Linked DNA regions of Homo sapiens: region 2 is linked to region 1. A link is an interaction called in ENCODE POLR2A ChIA-PET data of the cell type or tissue named here. Cell type or tissue: GM12878. All regions are shown on one strand.

Region 1 (8,000 bases):
GACAGGTAAACAAGGTATGTCTCAGCAGCAGTGGGAGCAGGGGTAGTTTTCAGTAAGAAAGTCTTAGTTGGATCATCTTATTCACTTTTCTCCTTGTGGACATACTCACAGTTTATCAGATTTTCCTAGGAAAAATGCCAGCAACTAAGGAACAATGACATCCCGTGCCACTGCTCAATGGCACAAACTTTCAGATTTCAATTCTCAAATTTGGTTCTCCTTCTAGCTTCCTGATTGGTGTTCTCTCTCTCTCTTTCTTTCTTTTTCTTCCCTCCTTTCTTTGGTTTTCTTTTCTTTCTTTTGGCAGAGTCTTGCCCTGTGACCCAGGCTGGAGTGCAGTGATGGGATCATAGCTCACTGTAGCCTGGACGTCCTGGGCCCAAGTGATCCTCCCACCTCAGCCTCATGAGGAGCTGTCACTACAGGTGTGCACCACCATGCCTGGCTAATTTTTAAAAAATTTTATAGAGATAGATTCTCACTGTGTTGCCCAGGCTGATCTCAAACTCCTGGCCTCAAGCAATCCCCCCACTTCTGCCTCCCAAAATGCCAGAATTACAGGCATGAGCCACCCACCCAGCTCCTGGCTGGCTTTCAACAGGACTCTTGGAAACTACTTATCTGTTGTTTTCTTTTAATGGGCCTTTCAGTCTGAGACTTGATCTACCTCTCTCAACCCAACTCTATAATGATGTGTGAGGATACTCATTGTATAAAGATTTAGGAAAAACTAAAGGAGCTAGGAAAACAAGTCAGTTGTATTGTAATACAATAACATATATTTGAAAGGTTGAAAATCTTGTCAGAAAACCAGCTTCTCAGCCTATGTTCAGGATGAAAGAGAAACGTATTTGTATTTTGAAATGTACACTGCTGGCAAAGTCCCAAGATAATGAACATGAGGGAACTGCCCAACCATCTGTTGTTCCAGGCCTAATTTGTTGTTCAAGCTGAACTGGGTATCGCCCTGGTGCTCCTGTAATGCCCTGTGTATTTGTCCTTCAGGTACTTCCCACATTATTTTATAATAACCGATGTATCTTTCTCTTCCACTAAAAAGTAAGCTTTCTGAAAACAGAAATTATTCTTGTCTTACTCATCTTCATATCACCAGACCCTCTGACGCATAACAGGGGATCAGTAAATATGTATTTGAGTCCTTGAAATATTCTGGAAATTCTGTTTTATAAAAGTATTTTACTTAGCAAAACCTTTCTTCCTAATTAGCTAAAAAAAAACTTCAATAAGTAATACCTCAGTCCTTTCAGGCTGCTATAACAAAATACCCTAGACTGGGTAATTTATAAACAATAGAAATTTATTGCTCACAGTTCTGGAGGCTGGGAAGTTCAAGATTAAGATACTGGCAGGTTTGGTGTCTGGCAAGGGCTGCTCTCTGTTTCAAAGATGGCGCCTTCTTGCTGCAGCCTCACGATGGAGGCAGCAGACAAGCTTCCTGGGCCTCCTTGATAAGCGTAGTAACCCTATTCATGAGGACTCTGCCCCTGTGACCAACTCACCTCCTATAGGCCCCCTGTCTTACTATTTATACATTGGTAATTAGGTTTCAACATATGAGTTTTAGAGGAGCACAGACATTCAGACCATAGCAAGTAACTAACAGTTCTTGTTGCCAAAAGCTGGAAAGGTGTTCCCGTGACAGATGATGAGCTCTTCTGATCAGGACAAGGATGTGGAAGAGAGAGATGGGCACCTGCCACAGAAGTGATGGAAAGCACTTCCGTGTGGGACAGGTGGCTAGTCCAGATGAACCTTGTGTGTCCTGTCTCATTCTTAAGACACAGTTCCATTCCACAAACACTTGAAGGCTTTCTCTATTTTTTCATACTTTGAGAGACACGAAATAGGAGCTTCAAACTACTGGGATTCCAAAATTCTAGTCAGTGCCGTGGCAAACCCTGCGCCCAGGACAGAGTCACCAATTTCAAATGCGGCCAATCCAGATCAGGGAGAATTGGACCATAAAGCAGTAGCAACCCTCTCCAGGAAGAAGGGAAAATATCAGTGCATGAAAGAATATTCATCTTGCCCTCACAATACCCCTGACGATGGCCTAGAGACTTTGACAGGTGCTGTTTTATTTGCCCTCACAACAGTTCTCTGGCAGTATCTTGTCCAAGGTCACAGAAAACAGAAGTGTCTGATAGAACAGATACACATGAATAACATTTGACAAGATAATGATACTTTGCGTTGCCTGGCACTGTCCTCCTTAAAGCCCGCCATGCAGATCTGTCCCTGACTCCTTGGCAAGCACCACTCTGTTCTGATAACTGGGCCTAGAGTTGCAGAGGGCCTTTGTTTCACCAATTCTCTGACTTAACCTTTTCTTTTTTTGTAAGAGGGGCGGTAAGGAAGAGAGGCCAATCCCACTTGGCAGGCATAGCCAAATTCTAAGCAACCAGCTTTTGTTTGTTTTAATTCTGTGCACACCAGAAAAATAGCTTCGATAAATGGGTCAAGTACAGATACCTCTATCCCTTGGCCAAGCCAAGGGATGTTTCAGACCTGCAGAAGGAGGGCCTCTCTTCAGGGTGCCTGACAAACGTGGTGCCATAACAAAATCCCCCCAGGAGATCTGGTCTTGAAGTCATCATGAAAAGATAAATAGGATAGAGGGAAAAAACGGAAGATTCTAATCACGCAATTTATTTTGTGGGGTACCAGAATTATCCCAATTTTTAAATATTTTAAAATGTTTGGTGAATGTACATAATGCCTCCGAATGGTACACTTCACTGTGGTTAAAATGGCAAATCTTATGTCTATTTTATCACAATTTTAAAATACCCCCACTGGGCGTGGTGGCTCCTGCCTGTAATCCCAGAACTTTGGGAGGCCATGCCATGAGGATCGCTTGAGCCCAGGAGTCCAAGATTGGCCTGGGCAACAGAGACCCTATCTCTACAAAAATATATATTTTTTTAATTAGGCAGGCTTGGTGGCATGCACCTGTGGTCCCAGCTACTCATGAGGCTGAGGTGAGAGCATTGCTTGAGCCCAGGAGGTCGAGGCTACAGTGAGCCGTGATCGTGCCACTGCACTCCAGCCTGGGAGACAGAGGGAGACTCTGTCTCAAACAAACAAAAAACAACAAACACAAAACAAAACAAAAAAAACTAAAAAAACAAAAACTCAGAAATAGGCAGCAGCAGCTAAAGATAAGCAGAACAACCATGTTCATGTTCATATTCATGTAAGAATGTATTTTGTTAATTGACTCCCTGAATTCAAAATACAGTGCATCCATGGCAAAAAAAAAAAAAAAAAAAAAAGTTTGGAAAATAACCTGTTTACTCACTGGAAATTTGAGGTTCAGATATTGCATGTGGGGTAGTTGTAATCATCTTTCTCTATTAGAGAGTTGAAGAAGAAAGAGTCTATCTAATTTTAAATAGTTATTTAGTTATTAATTATTTTGTGATGTCATTATGCTAATTGTGACAGCTGCTTTTGGCCTCACAGGGCTGGAAAACACCTTCCTAGTTCACCTGAAACTGACTAAATGTGGGTAACAAAAGGCAGACCGAAAACAAGCATTTGGAGTAGCCAGGAGCCTCAAGCTATCTTTTGAACAGTGTAACTATACATTCTTTGGGTGCCTGGAGTTACTGTTTTCCCTGATAAATGCAAAGCAGAGCAAAGACTTTAGTTCTTGTTTTAAACCTTCAACCCCAACCGTCGACAGTACCTTTTTTTTTTTGGCTTGATAATAAAATAATGAAACTGCAGTGAGTGAGGTTTCCTCCAAGCCAAGACAGCTGACAGAATGCTTGTTCCCGCAGCACTTGAAGTAAAATGATACGAGCTCTTCTCAGACAATGAAGCCCTTGTGTGAAACAGCTGTCTCAGGGAGATGGCTCAGTGCTATTTGACAGTGGCTTGTATGTTACATAGATACGTCTGGTATTATCTAACCGGGGATGAAACGACCAGATGGAGCTGAATGCCTCCAACTAGGAATGCAGTCTACCACTGTGGGGAAAGAACATAGGCTCAGGTTTCAATGGCCCTAAGATGAAATACCGGTGATTGTACTTCTAAATCTGTCTTTGCCTTCTGAATTGTAGACAACAAATACGTGGAATTTTCAGGCTTTATCTGAAACAAACTGATAAACCTAGAGCATGTGCCGGAGGCAGATTAATTCTTCCACTTTAATTTTGCCTGGTAATAGCATCCAAGCTAGTGAAACTTGGCCTTCAGTCCCCTAGAAGGCTTGGGACCCTTGGCAGCGAATGCGGGGCTGGTAATGACACCTGAAATGGGGTTTGCCTGGTTTCAGGTTTGGTTACGGAAACTGTGCACAGTCATTGTGATGGTCTATCGGTGCCATCACCCAGGGTTTATCCGCCTGGGATTGCCTCTGCTGTGTCTCTGCGGCCTGTGAAACAGTGGGTGGCAGACAAAGCTGTATCTGTGAGTTCTGCAATTCATCTGCCTCCAGCCCGTGTGTGTTTCTAAGTGGGGAGCAATGGCTGCATTCTAGCCTAGCTCCTTTCTGTTTTATTCTCATCTAACTCTTGCAATGAACCCTCAAAAGGTCCCTCCCACTCCACCACACACACAGACACACATACTTGCATGTCTCTTTTTGTAAGCTCCAGACAACCTGAAATTAGTGACCGCAGAGGAAGTGGCAGTAATGAAAAGGAAATCGGCTGTAATGTGCCATATGTTTAACCTTGAGAATGCTCCATTCATGCCGCTTTGCACAGCGCTGGTGCCAGAAGGCCATTAGACACCATCCTTTTGTGGATGTGCTTCTTGAGGGTGGTGTCTCCCAGCTCAGGAGGGCACGAAAGCATGAAGAGGTGAAGTGATGTGGTTAATTGGGGGCAGAACTGGGCCTGGAAACAGATCTGTTCCTAGGCCAGTGGTGTTTCTGTCATTCCAGAGATGGCAAAGAGAGGGACTGGCTCACGGAGCAAGACCTCCTATCATTTTCTCCAATAACTGTTTCTGTGAAATATAAATGCAATGGACTGGTGGGGCGCAGTGGCTCATGCCTATAATCCCAGCACTTTGGGAGGCCGAGGCAGGCAGATCACGAGGTCAGGAGTTGGAGACCAGCCTGGCCAACATGGTTGAAACTCCGTCTCTACTAAAAATACAAAAATTAGCTGGGCTTGGTGGTGCATGCATGTAATCCCAGCTACTCGGGAGGCTGAGGAAGGAGAACTGCTTGAACCCAGGAGGTGGAGGTTGCAGTGAGCCGAGATCACGCCACTGCACTCCAGCCTGGGTGACAGAGCAAAACTCCATGTCGAAAATAAATTAAAAAATAAATGCAATAAATGCAATGGACTTCAAATAAAATATACAGTTTTTTTCATTTAGATTACCTAGGGAAATAGAAACTAATTTCATTTCATCCAACTTTCAAAGGCTCAAAACTGTCTTTATCTATATGATGTATATGATGCTACCATTTCGTGGCTGATATAAGTCAAGATATTGATCCAAAGAATGACCATCTTCTACGAGTAAGGCTCCTGGAGGGGTTGGAACTGGGAAAAAAAAATTAAAATTAGCTGAGTTTTTGAAAAACTTGCTCTTTAAAAACAAAATAATGTTGTTGATTTTTTTTTTTTTCCCCCAGAACACTGTGGAAACTCTGGTGTTAGTCTATGGGAAAACTTCTACTAGAGAATCCATTCTTTATTCATTAGCCACCAAGTTTCAGCTAAAAACAAAACAAAACAAAAAAAGCACTGTTGTGCAATGCAGATCAGCAACTGCCAGTCAGGAATGAAACAGATCCACGTTTTCTATGGAGACGTTTTGTTGATGGCAGCTCCGGATCACAAGTGTGTCTGAGAAGCAGCTGCTGGGCAGTAGGTTGGGGAAATTTTTGCCGCAAGGACACACTCGTAAATGAGAATGTCTCCACATGGATAATCCCAATGCCATGAAATCACACAGACTCAGAATGACAAATCCACATGACTTTCATTTATTTATTTATTGAGACAGGGTCTCACAATGTTACCCAGTCTGGTCTTGAACTCCTAGGTTCAAGCGATCTGCCTGCCTCAGCCACTCAAAGTGCTGGGATTATAGGCAAGAGCCACTGTGCCTACCTGACTCGATATTTTTGAAATAAATTTTGTGTATATTTGAGGTTTATATGCTATTGAATACAGATAGAAAGTAAGTTGGTGACTATTATGAAGCAAATTAACATATCTGTCATCTCACATAGTTACTTTTTTTGTGAAAGAGCAGCTAAAGTCTACTTATTCCACAAGACGCCCTAATACAAGATAATTTTACTTAGCATAAGGTCCTCCAGTCCATCTATGTTGTGGCAAATGGCAGGAGCTCCTTCTTTTTTAGGGCTGAATAATATTCACTATATATATGTGGTATATATATACCACAATTTCTTTCTTTCTTTTTTTTTTAATTGAAACAAGGTCTCACTTTGTCACCAAGGCTGGAGTGCAGTGGTGTGATGATAGCTTACTGCAGACTTAACTGCCCAGGCTCAATCAGTTCTCCCACCTCAGTCTCCTGAGTAGCTGGGACCACAGATGTGTGCCATCAGACCCAACTAATTTTTTAAAAATTCTTATTTGTGGATACAAGATCTCACTATGTTGCCTGGGCTGGTCTTGAACACCTGGGCTCAAACATTCTTCCTGCCTTGGCCTCCAAAAATGCTGGGATTACAGAGAAGAGCAAATGCACCTGGCCTGTTGTTATGTTTCCTTTAGAGAAATGTCTGTTCAGATCTTTTGCCCATTTTTGTTTCTTCTGGTTTTGTTTGTTTGTTTTTGTTTTGTCTTGTTCAAACCCTGTGTCAAGGACCTTTGCCCTCCTTTTTTTTTTTTTTGAGACAGAGTCTTGCTCTGTCGCCCAGGCTGGAGTGCAGTGGCGCTATCTCAGCTCACTGCAAGCTCCGCCTTCTGAGTTCACACCATTCTCCTGCCTCAGCCTCCCAGTGTAGCTGGGACTACGGGCGCACGCCACCACGCCTGGCTAATTTTTTGTATTTTTAGTAGAGACGGGGTTTCACCGTGTTAGCCAGGATGGTCTCGATCTCCTGACCTCGTGATCCGCCCTCCTTGGCCTCCCAAAGTGCTGGGATTACAGGCGTGAGCCACCGCACCTGGTCGGACCTTTGCCCATTTTTAAATTGAGTTTTTTGGGGTTAGTTGCTTTCTTGCTATTGAGTTGTAAGAGTTCTTCATTAATTTTGGATTTATAGTCTGCAAACCTTATTGGTTATGTGGTTTGCAAATATTTTTTCCCGGGTTGTAGGATGCCTTTTTATTTTTATTTTTTTTAATTTTTTTTTTTCTTTGAGATGGAGCCTTGCTCTGTTGCCCAGGCTGGAGTGCGGTAGTGTGATCTTGGCTCACTGCAAACTCTGCCTCCCAGGTTCAAGTGATTCTCCTGCCTCAGCCTCCTGAGTAGCTGGGATTACAGGCATGCACCACCATGCCCGGCTAAATTTTTTTGTATTTTTTAGTAGAGACGGAGTTTCACCATGTTGGCCAGGCTGGTCTTGAACTGCTGACCTCAAGTGATCCACCTACCTCAGCGTCCCAAAGTGCTGGGATTACAGGCGTGAGCCACTGTGCCTGGCCTTTTTATTTTGCTGAGTGTTTCCTTTGATAACAGGAGCTTTTTCATTTTACACAGTCTCATTTATTTATTTTTGCTTTTGTAGCCTGATCTTTTGTTGTGATATCCAAAACATTATTGCCAAGGCTAATGTTGAGGAACCTTTCCCTTCCGTTTTCTTCTGGGAGTTGTGTGGTTTCTGGTCCTACACTTAGGCTATCCTTTTCCCATTGTATCCTCTTGGTGCCCTTGTCAAAAATTAGTTGACTGCAGCTGGGTGCAGTGGTTTACACCTATAATCCCAGCTCTTTGGAAGGCCGAGGTGGGCAGATCATCTGAGGTCATGGGTTTGAGACCAACCTGGCCAACATGGTGAAACCCCGTCTCTACTAAAAATACAAAAAATA
Region 2 (8,000 bases), 240 kb after region 1:
ACAATGGAGCTCCAATACATCTGGCAGCAGACTTCTCAGTGGAAACCTTACAGGCCAAGAAGGAGTGGTGTGACATATTTAAAGTGCTAAAGAAAAAAACCTTTTATCCTAAAATGGTATGTCCAACAAAAATATACCTTAAACATGAAGGGGAAATAAAGACTCCTCCACTGTACCCCAGACAAAAAAAAAAGAGGCCAAGGGATTTCATCAATGCTAGACCTGTCTTACAAGGAATGCTAAAGGGAGTTTTTCAATCTGAAAGAAAGGGACGTTAATGAGCAATAGGAAATCATCTGAAGGTTCAAAACTCACTGGTAATAGTAAGAACACAGAAAACAACAGAATATTATAACACTGTAATTGTGGTGTGTAAACTAGTCATATCTTGAGTAGAAAGACTAAAAGATGAGCCTATCAAAAATAGCCACAACAACTTTTCAAGACATAGTACAATAAGACATAAATAGAAACAACAAAAAGTTAAAAAGTAGGGGATGGAGTTAAAGTGTAGAGTTTTTATTAGTTTTCTCTTTGCTTATTAGTTTGTTTATGCAATCACTATTATCAGCTTAAAATAATCAGTTATAAGACTAGTTATATATGCAGGCCTCATGGTAACCTCAAATAAAAAAACACACACAAAAAATGAAAAGCAGAAAATTAAAACATACCACCAGAGAAAATCACCTTTACTAAAAGAAAGACAGGAAGAAAGGAAAAAAGGAAGAGAAGACTATGAAATAACCAGAAGACAAACAACAAAATGGCAGAAATTCATTCTTAACATGGAATGTAAATGGACTAAATTCTCCAATCAAAAGATACCGAGTGGCTGAATATTAATAGATCTTAAAAAACAAAACCCAATGATCTGTTGCTTACAAGGAACACACTTCATATATAAAGTCGCACATGGACTGAAAATGAAGAGATGGAAAAAGATACTTTATGCAAATGGAAACCAGAAAAGAGCAGAGATAAAAAAAGAGATATTACAACTAATATTGCAGAAATTCAAAGGATCATTAGAGGTTACTATGAGAAACTCTCTGCCAATAAATTGGAAAACCTAGAAGAAATGGATAAATTCCTAGACACATAAAACCTACTGAGATTGAACCACGAAGAAATCCAACAGCTGAACAGACCAATAACAAGTGATGAGATCAAAGCCATAATAAAAAGTCTCCCAGTAAAGAAAAGCCTAGGACCTAATGGCTTCACTCGTGAATTTTACCAAACATTTAAAGAACTAATACCAGTCCTACTCAAACTATTCTGAAAAATAGGGGAGGAAATATCTCCAAACTCATTCTACAAGGCCATTATTACCCTGACAGCAAAACTAGACAAAGATACATCAAATAAAGAAAACCACAGGCCAATATCCCTGATGAATCTTGATGCAGAAATCCTCAAAATAATATTAACAAACCAAATTCAACAACACATTGAAACTTCATTCATCATGACCAAGTGGAATTTATCCCAGAGATGCAAGGATGGTTCAAAACATGCAGATCAATCAATATGATGCATCATATCAACAGAATAAAAACAAAAACCATACGATCCTTTCAACTGATGCAGAAAGGCATTTGACAAAATTCAACATCCCTTCATGATAAAACCCTAAAAAAAACTGGGTATAGAAGTAACATACCTCAAGATAATAAAAGCCATATATGACAGGCCCACAGCTAGTGTCATAGGCAATGAGGAAAAACTGAAAGCCTTTACTCTAAGATCTGAAACAAGACAAGGATGCCCACTTTCACCACTGTTATTCTACATAGTACTGGAAGTCCTAGCTAGAAAAATCAGATAAAACACAGAAATAAAGGGGATCCAAATTGGAAAGGAAGAGTTAAATTATCCTTGTTGGCAGATAATAGAATCCTATATTTGGAAAAACCTAAAGACTCTACCAAAAAACTATTAGAACTGATGAACAGCCAGACACAGTGGCTCCCACCTGTAATCCCAGCACTTTGGGAGGCCAAGGCAGGTGGATCACCTAAGGTCAGGGGTTTGAGACCAGCCTGGCCAACATGGTGAAACCCTGTCTCTACTAAAAATACAAAAATTAGCTGGCTGTGGTGGTGTGTGCCTGTAATCCCGCCTACTTGGGAGGCTGAGGCAGGAGAATTGCTTGAACCTGGGAGGTGGAGGCTGCAGTGAGCTGAGATCGTGCTACTGCACTCTAGCCTAGACGACAGAGTAAGACTCTGTCTCAAAAACAAAAAAAAGAAAAAAGAACTGATGAACAAATTCAGTGAAGTTGCAGGATACAAAATCAACATACAAAAATCAGTAGCATTTCTATATGTCAATATTGAACAATCTGAAAAAGAAATTAAGAAAGTAATCCCATTTATATCAGCTAAAAATAAAATAAAATATCTAGGAATGAACTTAACCAAAGAAGTGAAATGGGCATGGTGGCTCATCCCTATAATCCCAGCAATTTGAGAGAACAAGGTGGGAGGATCACTTGAGCCCAGGAGTTCAAGACCAGCCTGGATAACATAGCAAGACCTCATCTCTACTAAAAGTAAAAAAGTTAGCTGGGTGTGGTGGTGCATGCTTGTAGTCCCAGATACTCAGGAGGCCGAGTTAGAAGGATCACTTGAGCAAAGTAGTTTCAGATTGCAGTGAGCTATGATAATACTACTGCACTCCATACTTCAGCCTGGGCAACAGAGAGAGACCACCTTGTCTCAAAAAAAAAAAAAAAAAAAAAAAGGAAGAAGAAGTGAAAGAGCTCTACGATGAAAACTATCAAGCAATGATGCAAGAAGTTGAAGACACACAAAAAAATGGAAAGATATTTCATGTTCTCGGATTGGAAGAATCAATATTGTTAAAAATGTGCATACTACCCAAAGCAATCTACAGATTCAATGTAATCTCTATTAAAATACCAATGACGTTGTTCTCCAAAATAGAAAAAAAATCCTAAAATTTACGTGAAACCACAAAAGTACCAGAGTAGCCAAAGCTATCCTGAGCAAAAAGAATAAAACTTGAGGAATCACATTACCTGACTTCAAATTGTACTACAGAGCTATAGTAATCAAAACAGCACAGTAATGGCATGACAGACACATAGACCATGGAAAAGAATAGAGAATCCAGGCCAGGCACAGTGGCTCACACCTGTAATCCCAGCACTTTGGGAGGCCGAGGCAGGCAGACCACGAGGTTAGGGATTCGAGACCAGCCTGACCAACATGGTGAAATCCCGTCTCTACTAAAAAAAAAAAAATACAAAAATTAGCTGGGCGTGGTGGTGCACGCCTGTAATCCCAGCTACTCAGGAGGCTGAGGCAGGAGAATCGCTTGAACCTGGGAGGCAGAGGTTGCAGTGAGCCAAGATTGCGCCATTGCACTCCAGCCTGGCCTGGGCGACAGAGTGAGACTCCATCTCAAAAAAAAAAAAAAAAAGAATAGAGAATCCAGAAATAAATCCATGCATCTATAGTGAACTCGTTTTTGACAAAAGTGCCAGGAACACACATTGGGAAAAGGACTGTCTCTTCAATACATGGTCCTGGGAAAACTGGATATCCATATGCAGAAGAATGAAACTAGACTCTTATCTCTCACCGTATACAAAAATCAAATCAAGATGGAGTAAACACTTAAATTTAAGACCTCAAATTATGAAAACACTTTAAGAAAACATTGAGGAAACTCTACAGGACATTGGTCTGGGCAAAGATTTCTTGAGTAATGCTCCACAAGCACAGGCAACCAAAGCAAAAATACACAAATGGGATCACTTCAAGTTCAAAAGCTTCTGCACAGCAAAGGAAACAACAAAGTGAAGAGACAACCCACAGAATGGGAGAACGTATTTGCAAGCTATCCATTTAACAAGGGATTAATATCCAGAATATATAAGGAGCTCACACAACTCAATAGGAAAAAAATCTAATTATTCAATTTAAAAATGGACAAAATATCTGAATAGACATTTCTTTAAAGAATATATACAAGCCAGGTGCAGTGGCTCATGCCTGTAATCCCAGCACTTTGGGAGGCCGAGGTGAGGGGATCACTTGAGGTCAGGAGTTTGAGACTGGCCTGATCAACATGGTGAAGCCCCATCTCTACTAAAAACACAAAAGTTATCCAGGCATGGTGGCGCATGCCTGTAATCCCAGCTACTCGGGAGGCTAAGGAAGGAGAATTGCTTGAACCCAGGAGGCAGAGGTTGCAGTGAGCCGAGATCATGCCACTGCACTCCAGCCTGGGTGACGGAATGAGACTCTATCTCAGAAAAAACAAAAAAAAAAGATATACAAATAATCAACAGGTATATGAAAAGGTGCTCTACATCATTGATCAACAGAAATGCAAATCAAAACAGCAATGAGATATCAATCACCCAGCTAAAATGGCTTCTATCCAAAAGATAAGCAATAATGAATGCTGGAGAGGATATGGAGAAAAAGGAAACCTTGTACACTTTTGGTAGAAATGTGTGTTAGTACAACCACTATGGAGAAGAGTTTGGAGGCTCCTCAAAAGACTAAACATAGAATTACCACAAGATCCAGCAATCCCACTGCTAGGTATATGCCCAAAAGAAAGGGAATCAGTATATCCGAGAAATGTCTGACTCCCATGTTTATTGCAGCACTATTCACAATAGCCAAGATCTGAAAGCAACCTAACTGTCCATCAACAGATGAATGGATAAAGAAAATGTGGTATGTATACATGGTGGAGAACTATTCAGCCATAAAAAAGAAAAAAGAGTTCCTGTCATTTGCAACAACATGGATAGAACTGGAGATCATTATATTAAGTGAAATAAGCCAGGCACAGAAAGACAAACTTCACATGTTCTCACTCATTTGTGGGAGATAAAAATTAAAACAATTGAACTCATGGAGATAGAAGAAGGATGGTTACCAGAGGCTAGGAAGGGTAGTCGGAGGCAGGGGAAAGTGGGGATGGTTAACGGGTACAAAAATAAAGTTAGAGAGAATGAATAAGATCTAGTATTTGGTAGCGTAACAGGGTGACTACAGTCAATGATAATTTATTGTACATCTTTAAGTAGTTGAAAGAGTATAGTTGGAATGTTTGTAACACAAAGAAATGCTAAATGCTTGAGGTAATGGAAACCCCATTTACATGGATGTGATTATTATGCATTGCATGCCTGTATCAAAATATCTCATATATGCCATAAATATATTTGCCTACTGTGGACCCACAAAAATGAAAAATTAAAATTGAAAAAAAAAATGTTTAAAACTGAACTCGTCATTTTCTCCCCCAAAACTTTGTCCTGAACTCTCTATCTCTCTTGACTACACCTCCACCCACTCAGCTACTCCGTAAGCCTGAAAGTGAGTGATCCCAGACTCCTATCCATCCCCATATATGTGTTCCCTGTGTCTCCTTCAGGGCTCCTAGTATGCTCACCAGCAGCTGCAAGTGACCCACAAAATCAGGCCACTCTGGCATCTACTTGCACTTTCTCCCTTCACTCTCCATCCCACCTGGTCTGATCCTTTAGCTCCCTCCTCCTGGCGAAGTTGGATGCATTTGATACTGCCTTTGCACGAGTTCCCTAGGCCTTGATCTGACATAGGCTTGGATGTTGATATGGTTTGGCTCTGTGTCCCCACCCAAATCTCATGTCGAATTGTAATTCCTAGTGTTGGAGGAAAGGCCTGGTTGGGGTGGGTGTCCCCCTTGCCGTTCCTGTGATAGAGCTCTCACAAGATCTGGTCATTTGAAAGTATGTAGCACTTCCCCTTTCGCTCTTTCTCTTCCCTCCTCCCGCTCTCTCTCTTCCTCCTCCTCCCGCCATGTAAGACGTGCTGGCTTCCCCTTCAGCCATGATTGTAAGTTTCTTGAGGCCTCCCAGCCAAGCCTCCTGTACAGCCTGCAGATCTGTGAGTCAGTTAAACCTATTTCCTTTATAAATTACCCAGTCTCAAGTATGTCTTTGTAGCAGTGTAAGAACTGACTAATACAGATGCTGTCTGTCCATTTCTACTGATACCTTCAAGTAGACCTGCAGCGACATCCTGATCCCTGTCTTCCAGGGGAGGGAAAGCACGGTGTCACTCCTATCATTTCTGCAACTGCCCGCTTCTTCACCATCTCACTCCTTTTTGGCCGAAGTGCTGCAGGAGCTCCTTAACTAGTCTCCTACTTCTAATATTAGAATATAATATTTCCCACCCCCAATGTATTTTTTTCTACTGCTATTAGTGATCTTTGTTGTTGTTTTTTTCTGGGATTGGTTTTCACATTTGTATTGGGGGCCACAGGGAAGGGAGCTCTTCCCTGTCAATAGAGGAGCTCACAGATTCTTCAGTCACTCCTACTTCTTCAGAATCTTCTTCCAATTCATTCATTTTCTCAATCTCCACCACTCCAGCTCAGATCTTTCTAAGAATACGGGTGAACCAATGACAGGGCCAGGAAGGTGGCATCCAGGCCCAACCAACACAAACACCAAAGTTCTCACCATCTTTGCCGTAGCACTGCTATCAGGAGCCCCCGAACCCATGGTACTCAAGAGCCACTTGCTTACTTGGGAACATATGCTTGGCCCTTCAACATCTCTGTAGTAAAGTCATAAAGGAAAGATAACCCACTTTAACCTCCCTTCAAACTGAGGTGACAACTAGGATTTTATTCCCCTTATGCCAAGGAAGAAATTGCTTAATGGGACTACTTTGAGATTTTTCCTATGCTTGTAAAGAATATATCCTTTAGTTAAGATGATTATCATATGTTTTAGTTTTAATGGGAAATGCAAGTGCACATTCTAAAATTTTAAAAAGAAAGTGTTTACAATGTAATTAAGTTTTCCTCTCACCCCTGGCCCATGGCTACAAATTCCCACCACAACAGCAACTAGCTTCTGGTGTGTCTTTCCAGAGATGTTTGATTTATGGCTGCATGAACACACATGTGCACATATGCATGGAACACACATATTATATATAAATTGATTTCAAAATACAATACCTGGGCTCTATTTTTTTTGTTGTTTTTTGAGAGGGAGTTTCACTCTTGTTGCCCAGGCTGCAGTACAGTGGCGTGATCTCGGCTCACCGCAACCTCCGCCTCCCGGGTTCAAGTGATTCTCCTGCCTCAGCCTCCCGAGTAGCTGGGATTACAGGCATAGGCCACCATGCCCAGCTAATTTTGTATTTTTAGAAGAGACGGGGTTTCTCCACGTTGGTCAGGCGGTCTCGAACTCCCAACCTCAGGTGATCCGCCCGCCTCGGCCTCCCAGAGTGCTGGGATTAGAGGTGTGAGCCCCTGTGCCCGGCCTACCTGGGCTCTATTTTAAACCAAAGCCACAGATTTCCCTATCTGCTTGTCATTTCTGACCTCTGTGACACAAGCACAAAAGCTGGAACACATACTTGTCCCTGACTCACACTGCCCTGGCCTGGACAACCCCGACCTGCACCACAGGTCCTCACGGCCGGCCCATCCCACCCTCAATCTGTTATCAGTGTCTCTTTCACAGGTGAGGAGGTAGCTAATTTTGATACCTATGTCCAATTTAGCCCAGGTGCAAAGAAAGTAGGAGAGTGCCTTTGTATTTTCTAAATCAAACGCATCTTTTCAAATAAAAGAAAAATGTGCCACGGAAGAGTTTCAAAATCGAGGTCCGTTTTCACATATTCAGGTAAAGTAGCAAAGTGGTAGCAGTGACATGACAGATAGGTGCAACATATGAGGTCAAAAAGAAAAAAATCACAACAAAAATCATATGCATAAAAACACAGATATGCACTGAAAAGGTAAGCAAGAATCTAACCTTTTCCATCTCCATGATTATGCAGAGTAGAAAAGCTTATTTTTCATCTCTTTAAAATTACCTTGTCTGTTTCCTCTTGGCAATAACTTGGTCACATCCATCTGTCTTCTGTTTCACTTGATTTACTCAGGCCTGGCCAATGCTGCCAGCCTGACAATGAGCCCGGATTTGCACGGCCAGCCCGGAT

The links. Peaks named below come from ENCODE experiments on the same cell type or tissue, not always from the same donor. Only the 100,000 strongest peaks of a DNase experiment are listed, where the experiment ranks them.
Region 2: POLR2A ChIA-PET joins it to region 1 with 10 read pairs; 3 of 35 experiments call an interaction of 5 or more read pairs at or near these places.

What each region holds. Positions count from the first base shown.
Region 1 is chr18:3,522,707-3,530,706 of GRCh38, reverse strand. All of the region lies in intron 10 of DLGAP1 (DLG associated protein 1), which reads left to right. Among named protein-coding and RNA genes, the nearest start is that of GAPLINC, 60 kb to the right of the region's middle. RefSeq lists a silencer at 3,742-4,036 and an enhancer at 3,800-4,544. In GM12878, no CTCF peak of the experiment used is centred here; DNase peaks (open chromatin) are centred at 3,679, 3,817 and 4,616; H3K4me3 peaks cover 1,501 bases; H3K27ac peaks cover 702 bases.
Region 2 is chr18:3,284,134-3,292,133 of GRCh38, reverse strand. No RefSeq gene overlaps it. Among named protein-coding and RNA genes, the nearest start is that of MYL12-AS1, 26 kb to the right of the region's middle. In GM12878, no CTCF peak of the experiment used is centred here; no DNase peak of the experiment used is centred here.